Linked DNA regions of Homo sapiens: region 2 is linked to region 1. A link is an interaction called in ENCODE POLR2A ChIA-PET data of the cell type or tissue named here. Cell type or tissue: PC-3. All regions are shown on one strand.

The links. Peaks named below come from ENCODE experiments on the same cell type or tissue, not always from the same donor. Only the 100,000 strongest peaks of a DNase experiment are listed, where the experiment ranks them.
Region 2: POLR2A ChIA-PET joins it to region 1 with 14 read pairs; 2 of 35 experiments call an interaction of 5 or more read pairs at or near these places.

What each region holds. Positions count from the first base shown.
Region 1 is chr6:110,474,630-110,479,629 of GRCh38, reverse strand. SLC22A16 (solute carrier family 22 member 16) reads left to right here and starts at 3,017. Exons shown (of 8, transcript NM_033125.4): 1 at 3,017-3,108. The coding sequence starts at 3,056. It overlaps LOC105377938 (a long non-coding RNA gene), which reads right to left and starts at 4,113. Exons shown (of 2, transcript XR_942860.3): 1 at 3,968-4,113; 2 at 194-321. In PC-3, no CTCF peak of the experiment used is centred here; no DNase peak of the experiment used is centred here.
Region 2 is chr6:111,170,610-111,175,609 of GRCh38, reverse strand. SLC16A10 (solute carrier family 16 member 10) reads right to left here. Exons shown (of 6, transcript NM_018593.5): 2 at 2,771-2,915. Among named protein-coding and RNA genes, the nearest start is that of SNORD166, 59 kb to the right of the region's middle. In PC-3, no CTCF peak of the experiment used is centred here; no DNase peak of the experiment used is centred here.

The DNA of each region.
Region 1 (5,000 bases):
TATAGAGATGAGGTTTCACCATGTTGCCCAGGCTGGTCTCAAACTCCTTGACTCAGGCGATCCTCCTGCCTCAGCCTCCTAAAGTGTTAGGACTACAGGTGTGAGCCACTGCACGTGGCCAACCCTGGGGTTTTCTTTGTGGAAACATGTGTTAGTCTATTTGCATTGCTATAAAGGAATACCTGAGACTGGATAATTTATAAAGAAAGGAGATTTATTTGGCTCATGGTTCTGTAGGCTGTACATGAAGCATAGTGCCAGCATCTGCTTCTGTTGAGGGCCTCAGGAAGCTTCCAGTCATGGCAGAAGATGAAGCGGTCCCTGAATCACATGGTGAGAGAAGGAACAAGAGAGAAGGAGGAGGAAGTTCCAGACTCTTTCAAACAACCAGATATTGTGTGAACTCATAACTGAGAATTCACTCATTACTGGGGAGGATGGCACCAAGACATTCATGAAGGATCCATGATCCAAACCCCTCCCACCAGGCCCCACCTCCAACATTAGGGACTACATTTCAACACGAGATTTGGAGAGGACAAACATCCAAACTATATCAGAAGGTTTTTAATTGCATATTCAATTTCTTTAATAGATGTAGGCCTATTTTGGTTATCTATTTCTTCTTGAGTGTTGTTAGATTGTATTTTTCAGTAATTTGTCCATTTTATCCATATTGTGACATTTCTATCTGGTGTAATAAGAATAGTGTTCATATCAAAGTTCAATTTCTCCATATCTTTTCCAGGTAACTCTCCCTTTGGTGCTTTGAAGCAATATGGCGTCTTGACTGGCTGCCATGGCCCCCACCTTTCCTCCTAGGCTCAGCCCTTGACATAACTACTCCTCACTACCCTCTCATCTTCCCCCCACCTTGTATCCCTCTAGCATTCCTCACCTGAAGAACTTAGGCTTTCTTAAGTCTCTTTAGTTAGCAGGAAACTATCTAATTTAAAAACCCTCTCCAAGTTGTTTATTACTTAAGGGATTAGTCCTTCCAAGAGTATTTATGTTTCAGAAGAGAATGTCTAGATAGGATTGTGCATAACAAAAATAAGTCAATTTTTAATGGTGTTATTGTAGGCTCTGTGACAAGTAGGGGAGGGAAGCACTTTGGGAAATGGACTCTCCTCTCTTTCAAATATTATTCAAGTACAAGTTTGCGCCTGTTACTCTTCTGCTTTAAGACTGTCTACAGGGAGTTCTCCTTGTCCTTTGGTCAAAGTAAAATGTTCAACACAGCCTTGCAAGATCCTGCCGCTTCTCGGAGCCATCAGACCCACTCTTGATGCTCTGCTCTGGTAGAGCTCTGCCCTGGCCCTCAAACTGTTGGACTTCTCTGAGAAAGCGATAGGTGTGCTCAGATTTTAAGGATGAGGTGGAGAAGTTCAGAGAGAGGGCATTTGCTATGGAACTGAGGCTACCAAAGTGACGAAGAGAATGCATCCCTGTTCTCTAGGAACTCAAGGTTTAGTGGCCTTATAGAGTGGAATAGCACGCCAACAGTGGGGCCAGTGACTGCCAGGCTGACTAGAGAAGGCAACTCTCACTGTGGATATAGTCGGAAACTGGCTTTTCTGCTTCAGCGCTGTGGACCAGCAATTGACCTTTCTTCCCTAAAGTTCATTCACTTGATACCTTCCAGAAGGAAGGTCACCCCCTGCCTGGGTTGGCTATGGGCCAAACCCCTGCCCACTCCAAAGTGTGGCTTGGAATGCCATGGTCTGCTTATTAAAAATCAGATTTCGGGAGGCCAAGGCGGTCGGATCACGACGTCAGGAAATCGAAATCATCCTGGCTAACACGGTGAAACCCCGTCTCTACTAAAAATACAAAATATTAGCCGGACGTGGTGGCGGGCACCTCCCCGCTACTTGGGAGGCTGAGGCAGGAGAATGGTTTGAACCCGGGAGGTGGAGCTTGCAGTGAGCCGAGATTGCACCACTGCACTCCAGCCTGGGCGACAGAGCGAGACTCCGTCTCAAAAAAAAAAAAAAAAAAAAAAAAAAAAAAAAAAAAAAAAATCAGATTCCTGTTCCCCAGGCATCCTGAATCATCAGGGATGGAGTCTCAAAATAAATGTACATTTATTTATTTTTTATTTTTGTATAGACGAGGTGTCGCTATACGTTGCCCAGGCTGGTCTCAAACTCCTTGGCTCCAGCAATCCTCCTGCCTCGGCCTCCCAAAGCACTGGGATTATAGGCCTGAGCCACCACGCCGGCCTAATTGTACTTTTATTTTTTTGAGACGGAGTTTCACTCTTGTTCCTCAGGCTGGAGTGCAATGGCACGATCTTGGCTCACCGCAACCTCCGTCTCCAGGGTTCAAGCGATTCTTCTGCCTCAGCCTCCCGAGTAGCTGGGATTACAGGCATGTGCCACCACGCCCGGCTAATTTTGTATTTTTAGTGGAGACGGGGTTTCTCCATGTTGGTCAGGCTAGTCTTGAACTCCCGACCTCAGGTGATCCGCCCGCCTCGGCCTCCCAAAGTGCTGGGATTACAGGCGTGAGCAAGTGCGCCCGGCCTTAAATGTACCTTTTAAACCAAGTTCTGCAGTAGATTCTTAGGCATTAAAGTTTGAGAGCCATGTTTCTGAGGGGCGTCATGCTGAAGGCTATATATTCTTGCGGCCCCCGGACCGAGCCTAGCCCTTGCATTCCCACCCTGGGCTCTCTCTCAGCGACAACTTTTCCCAGGCGTCGGGGCTTCCCTCGAGCGTGGCGACCCCGCAGACATGGTGCCAAGAGCCAGGGTGGGCGGCGGGGCGGGTGGGAGAGCGGCGGCGCTGGGGGCGAGGGCACCATGCGACCGCGGGCGCCGGGACCACAGCGCGCCGGGAAGGAGGCCGAGGCGGCAGGAAAAAAGCCGAAGATACTTGGGGGGACCGAGGGGCCAAGCGACGGAGGGAGGAACAGAATACAGCCTCGCGCTGGTCCCGAGCACTGGGACGCGCGGGGAGAGCAGGAGGCCGGGCGGGGAGGTTCGGGGCGGGGCGCGCTACCCGCAGTCCCCGGAGCTCGGCTAACTCGGCGCCCAGTGCACGGCCGCACCATGGGGTCCCGCCACTTCGAGGGGATTTATGACCACGTGGGGCACTTCGGCAGGTATGGGGGAGGGGCCCCGCGGCGCCACGCGGGAGGCGGCGCCGAGGGGTCTGTTTCTTTCCGTTGCGGCGGGGTTCTCGCGCGGCGCTCGCGATCCGAAAACATCTCCACTTCCTCCTCACCCCGCGCAGTCGGGACACGGGCGTCCAGACGCCGGCCCCTAGCTGGGCTTCTCCTCTAGGCCTCTGGCAGCGGGACCTGGCATGGTGAGCAGAGGCGCTGGGCTCGCTCGGAGTGCGCCTGTTGCCGGGCAGGAGGGACCTGGTGCGTGCTCTCCGCGGCAGCAGATGCTGGAGGCATCTGGCTGGAGATCTGGCTCGAGGGGCCAGATCTCACTCGTAGGGGGTGCCTGTGCCTGGCCGCCCGTTTCTCTAATCCGCCGCCACTTCCCTAGACGGCTGCTGCCCAGTTCTGCCCTGCGCCTCCGTAGGGCCTCCCTCTGTGCCTGGCAGGTGTTCCCCAGGGACAACCGTTAGTCAGAGTTGGTTGCCGTTTATTAAAACCTAATACGTGCCAGGTACACTGTACCTGGCGCTTACACATAGTTCTTCATTTGATGTTCACCGGGACCCTGCAAAGGAGGTGTTCAAATCCTTATTTTAGTGATTGGGAAACAAGCTGGCGGGGTCAAGGACTCATAGCCAACGCATGGTGGAACCACGTTTAACCTCCGTACACCCTCTTTTCATTTGTCAAATTGATTTAAAAAATTTAAATTATTCATTCGTTCGTTCACTCATGGACAGAGCTCCTCTATCTGACTCAGAGTGTTTTGAGAGGGGAGGTAGCCGGGTGAGGGGCCATGCAGCGTTATGGCCGGAGATTTGGAGCTGCGTCTCGATCCTGGCCTGCTACTTACCTCTGATATGATTCTGGAGATACTTTGTGTGTCAGTTTCCTATCCAGAAAACGGGAATCAGGCTTAGCAAAGAGATGATGTGGTGCTGTTCTTCAAGGTGGAAGGTTGCATGCGTTTTGGTTTTGATTCCCAGTGTCTGCAAAAAGGAGCTGTTAGGACAGAGGAAACGGGCAGGAAGCCCCAGCTGTTCCCTTCTTCCTCTGCTTGCATCATTGAACGCTGCCTTGTGCCTGGCTCGGTCATAAGCCGTTGGTACATGTTACTTCCTTTAATCTTCACTACAGCCTTATAAGGTTGGTAGTATCACCCTCTTTTCACAGATGAGAAAACCAAGGTTTCTGCCTAAGCACAAATCTAATACTAGCAGGGCAGAATTGGATGCCATTGGATGCCCATCACCTCCACAGCCCACACTCTCAACCATGATGCACTCCTGAGCACGGTTAGGTGACGGCTCCTCAGCTGGGCCAAGCTCTTTATGTATGATCTCATTTCATCCTTCTGGAAGCAGAATAGCACAGAGGTTAAAAGATCAGTTTTAAGGCTGGATGTCTAAGTTCCCACTCTGGCGCTACCACACATTAACTATACGGTCTTGAGCATTTTATTTACCACTTTCTTATCTGTAAAATGGGGCTAATAATAGTACAAATGTTTTCAAATAGGAGTAGTGAAAATGTGTATATGAGGACTCTGCATGCAGTTTCTCATCCTTACAGTAACTCAATGAGGTAGGTGGTACTTACATCTTAGTTCCCCTGTGTTTTTTAGGGATTAGCTGAGGTAATTATATTAGTTGGTGTTTGACTAAAGTGCCCAATCAAACAGATTCCTCAAATGGAAGTTTATGCCTCTCCAGTAACTGCCCACAGCAGGATCTGTGCCACGAGACCATTCAAGGACCCTGGCAGGTGGGACAGCTCTGTCATCCACTGCATGGGGCTCCCTGTCTGTGCCTGGAGCAGCTGCGCACCCATGGTGACAGCTCACTACGGTGAAGAGGGGGCAAATGGGTTTGAGGAGACAGCTCTTA
Region 2 (5,000 bases), 700 kb before region 1:
CATTCATTCTGTATCAGTTTTTCCACCTAAGTAGTTTTCCAGATAATTGTAACTTACTTAAAGTGCTTATTTGTTTTTATTTAACAATTTTAAAGAAAAAAATTTAAGTCTATTATACATTTCTCTCTGCCTTCTTCAAAGTGTATATTAAAAATACTGTTCACAGCAGAATCATCAGGAACATCAGTTCCTGTACAGTGGTATCACTGTACTGTAATGCTCTCAGTTGGAAAACCACAGAGCTTCTCCCTCCTGCAGAGTGAAGTATATGAGCTTTATGATGGTATTTGCACTACTGCTGAACCCTTTTCACTTCCAGGTTTTCCCTTCAGTAACACATGGTTCCAGTTTGTGACGTTTGGCAGCCAAATAAGTGCAATGTAAATGAGTAAGGCTGTCGGATACCAATCATATGTGCAAAAAGGATTCAGAGAAGGGACATGGGTGTGATTGACCTAAGTTGTTGGAGAAGGTTTTCCTCAGAAGGCAGAACTGGAGCTAGAGGAAAAAATGGACCTGCCACTTGACACTCAGAATCTATACCACATTTCCCCTTGCTCCTGTATCTTGCTCTCAAGTTTCAGTAGCCTTTGATCAGCAAGCTAAATAACGAAATTTAATAGAATATATGAGAATATTACATGTAGTAAGGGAATTTTGGTTTCAATAAATTTTGTTTCACTTAGAGGGTAGAGAAAGAGAGACAGAACTGGGTCACATCAAAATATATGTCATAATTTTTATTGCTCAGTGGTCAGAAAAATTTGAAAAACATTGCTTTGTATGTGTGTTTTGTTAACAAACTAGGTAGTAGATTACATAAGTTGTCTACCTCTCAGTCCCCTCTCTACCACAACTAGAGTTGTAATACATTCGGCAAGTGGTAGAGCCACAAGTACTGACAATAGGTACCTGGAAGCTTCCAGATCAAAGAAGCTATCTGATGAGGTATTAATAACATTAATTACATTAATAATAATGTAAATATTATGTTGCTGCTAAAATAAATCATCTCATGGAATTACCTACAAGAATCTTATTCCAAATAAAACTTTTTTCTTTAAAAAACAATTTTAGAAGAAAAAACCCATAAAGGTACTTTAAAGATGAAAATATCTATTTTCTACAAAGAAATAAATATAATTTTTAAAAATCCAAATAGAATTTCTAAATTAGATGGAAGAAAATATGAAAGAATGAGGCTCACTTTAGAGTTGAGGAAGGGATGTGTGTTGGGGGGTGGGGGGCGGCAATGAGTAAAACCAAGGATTCTGTTGATTAAATATTTAAAAATAAAAAGTCAAATGTAAATTTGACTTATTTTTCCTTAATGACCACATTAACGCTTTTCAACTAAAGCAGCATAAAGACAGCTAGGGACAGGAAAGAGGCAGGAAATGAAGATAAACCACTAAAGTAGAGACAAAGGATGGAAATCATCTTAAGAGGTTTTCTTCTTAATCACCTCCTGTTAGCCAGAGCTACATATTAAATCAGTGTTTGTCTAACTGAGGATTATTCTACCAACGCAAGGGACTTACAAGGAGAACTAGAGCTGCAGGGAGAGATGTTCCATGCAGTTATGTGCCCATCCGTTCCTTACAGTGAGTCCCTCTTCAGTGCACTGTGTCTTTTCTTCTAATACAGGAATCCCCAATCTTTTTGGCACCAGAGACCAGTTTCAGGAAGAATTTTTCCATGGATGGTGCCGGGGGAGGGCGGTTAGGGATGATTCAAGTGCATTACATTTATTGTGCACTTTATTTCTATTATTATTACATTGTAATATATAATGAAATAATTATACAACTCATCATAATGTAGAATCAGTGGGAATCCTGGGCTTGTTTTCCTGAAACTAGACAGTCACATCTGGGTGTGACGGGAGAAAGTGACAGATCATCAGGCATTTAGATTCTCATAAGGGGAGTGCAACCTAGATCCCTCATATGTACAGTTCACAATAGGGTTTGCACTCCTAGAAGAATCTAATGCTGCCACTGATCTGACAGGAGGTGGAGCTCAGGTGGTAATGCAAGTAATGGGGAGCAGCTATAAATATAGAGGAAGCTTTGCTTACTCACCCACAGCTCACCTCCTGCTGTGCAGCCCAATTCCTAACAGGCCATGGACCCGTACCAGTCTGTGGCACAGGGGTTGGGGATCCTTATTCTAATAGATACAGGAGAAGTACATTGACATTAAGTTTTATTTTAAGGTACATTGGACCACTTCATTTTGCCATGATATTTTAAAATTTTAGCATGTTCTTTTTTTAAAGAACAGACAGGAATTCTCTACCTGGGTTGGAATAAATGGCAAAGTTTTGGTCTCATTAACAAAAATATTTCATATCAAGCCTATGAACAGCTACTTTAAAACACCACTTATTGTAACCCGTGGGCCTCAGACTGAACTGACCCTAAACTAAGGCTGCTGTTTTAGATAAATCATTGTTATAACTTGAGTGCCATTAGGATTTTTATGTGAATAGAAGAAAAAGATAAGGAGAAACATTTTTCCATGCACCAAGAAACACATATATCCTGATTGATGTCTAAGTCTTAGGCATTACAAGAAAAAAAAGCATTCAAATTCTCAAGCTCTGATTTGCTGCTATGGATAACAGTTTGTTTTATAAGTCATATTGCTTAAAGTTTTAAAAAATGAAAAGGAGGATCTTTGCTTGTAAATAGCATAGTTTCTGAAAGTAAAACTTTAAGGTATCTAACAGTTTTTAAAAAGCAACATGAAAAAACCAAGTCCTTACCTTACAAAAGAACTGGACATGAGCCCAACAAATCCAACAGCAGCACCCACGACAGCTGTTTTCCGACAACCAAATAGGTCTGTGAAGACGCTGACTATTGGGCAGCAAAAGAAAATCATCCCCATGGAGAGAGAACCTACCCATGCTGTAAAAGAAGGGAAAGCGTGGGGGGAATTATGACATGGTAAGTTATATTTGTATTTATTCCATTGATATAATACACATTTAGAAAAATTTTATTTTTAGTTTTTTTGAGTATAGTGCCTAAGCTTAGTTCTTTTGCCATGGAAATTGACTCATACACTAGTAGAATATTTGCTGACCTGGATAATAGTTACTGGGTATTTATTTTATAATCATTTATAAAACCATAGATATGTTTAATCTTTTTTTCTGAAGGTATGTTATATTTCACAATAAAAAAATTGAGAATCAGAAGTCAGATTCCATAAAAACTCAAAAATGAAAACCAACAGGAAAGAAATATTAAATACAAATAATCATAATTCTGTGCCAAAGAAATGAGTAATCTGACTTCGCTGAGGAAATCAAGTCTGTAAGTCCTTCTAAAATATATAATAAACTAATGGAACCTAAGTGAAAATGGGCTATGGAAAAAACAGACATGAGTCATATTCCCAGCTCTACAACTACAACGTATTCTTGGTCAGGTTACTTCCCCTCTGAATGAGTTTTCTTATCTTGAAAATGGATCAAACACATACCTTTCTAGAATTATTAAAGATTAGAGAAAGTGTATATAAACTTCAGTATCTGGCACATAAGCACTTAATAATTTAGAGTTTAACACTGATGATGACAACAAATTGTCTGTCTTGGTAGATGACCCTGAAGCTCTATGCAGCTCTGGAAGTCTCCTAGTATACTACTCTATTTTCTTAGCAAAGGAAGTTAAGCCCTATGCAAATGATCATCATTTCTAGAAATGAGTTTCATATTAAGTCCAAACGAAACTTTACCATACTAATAATTTAATTTTTTGCCTTTTTTTTTTTTTTTTTTTGAGAAAAGGTCTCACTCCGCTGCCCAGGCTGGAGTGCAGTGGTGCAATCTCAGCTCACTGTGATCTCGACAGCCCAGGCTCAAGCAAATTTCCCACCTCAATCTTCCAAGTAGCTAGAACCACAGGTGTGCACCACCATGCCTGGCTAATTTTTGTACTTTTTGTAGAAACAAGGTTTTGCCAGGTTGCCCAGGCTGGTCTTGAACTCCTAGGTTCAAGCGATCACCCACCTTGAGCCCAGAAATTTTTTGCCTTCTTACATTTTAAAGTATTATGAAAATTATATGTATTTTAGTCAGTCATATTTCTTTTGTGTGTGTTTCTTTTGTACAGACAGGGTCTCACTTTGCTACTCAAGCTGGTCTTGAACTCCTGGCTTCCAGCAATCCTCCCACCTTGGCCTCTAAAATGCTGGGATTGCAGGCGTAAGCCATGGCCCAATCAGTAAGCCATATTTCTATTTTCTTTCTTCCCTCACCAGAAAGAAGACTATAATCTTAAAACACAATGAAGAGACTGTGTAAACACTGTCATCTTGACTTAGATGGTGGTGACAGGGATTCAAAAGTAGACAGTAGGAAGGAGCTGATTGGCCAAATATATTAGCACAATCCAATCAAGACATGCAGAGCCTTACAGTATGGAGAGCTTGAGACAGGTTAAATTTTCTTTTTTTAATGAGACAGGGTCTCGCTGTGTCACCCAGGCTGGAGTGCGGTGACGCAATGTTTGCTCACTGCAACCTCTGCCTTCTAGGCTCAAGCCATCCTCCCACCTAAGCCTCCTGAGTAGCTGGGACTACAGGTGTGTGCCACCACACCAGCTAATTTTTGTATCTTTTGTAGAGACAAGGTTTCGCCATGTTGCCCAGGCTGGTCTCAAACTCCTGGGCTTAAGTGATCGGCCCACCCTGGCCTCCCAAATTGCTGGCATTACAGGCATGAGTCACCACACCCAGACTAGTAAGAATTTGTTAGTCTACTATCTTATACAAAAATTTTACTAATCTCTAATCATTTAATTTCATTCAAAAAAGTTCAGACATCTATGGTTTAAGAAACAATCTAGGCTGGGTGCGGTGGCTCACATCTGTAATCCTAGCACTTTGGGAGGCCGAGGTGGGCTGATCACCTGAGGTCAGGAGTTCCAGACCAGCCTGGCCAACATGGTGAAACTCCGCCTCTACTAAAATACAAAAATTAGCCA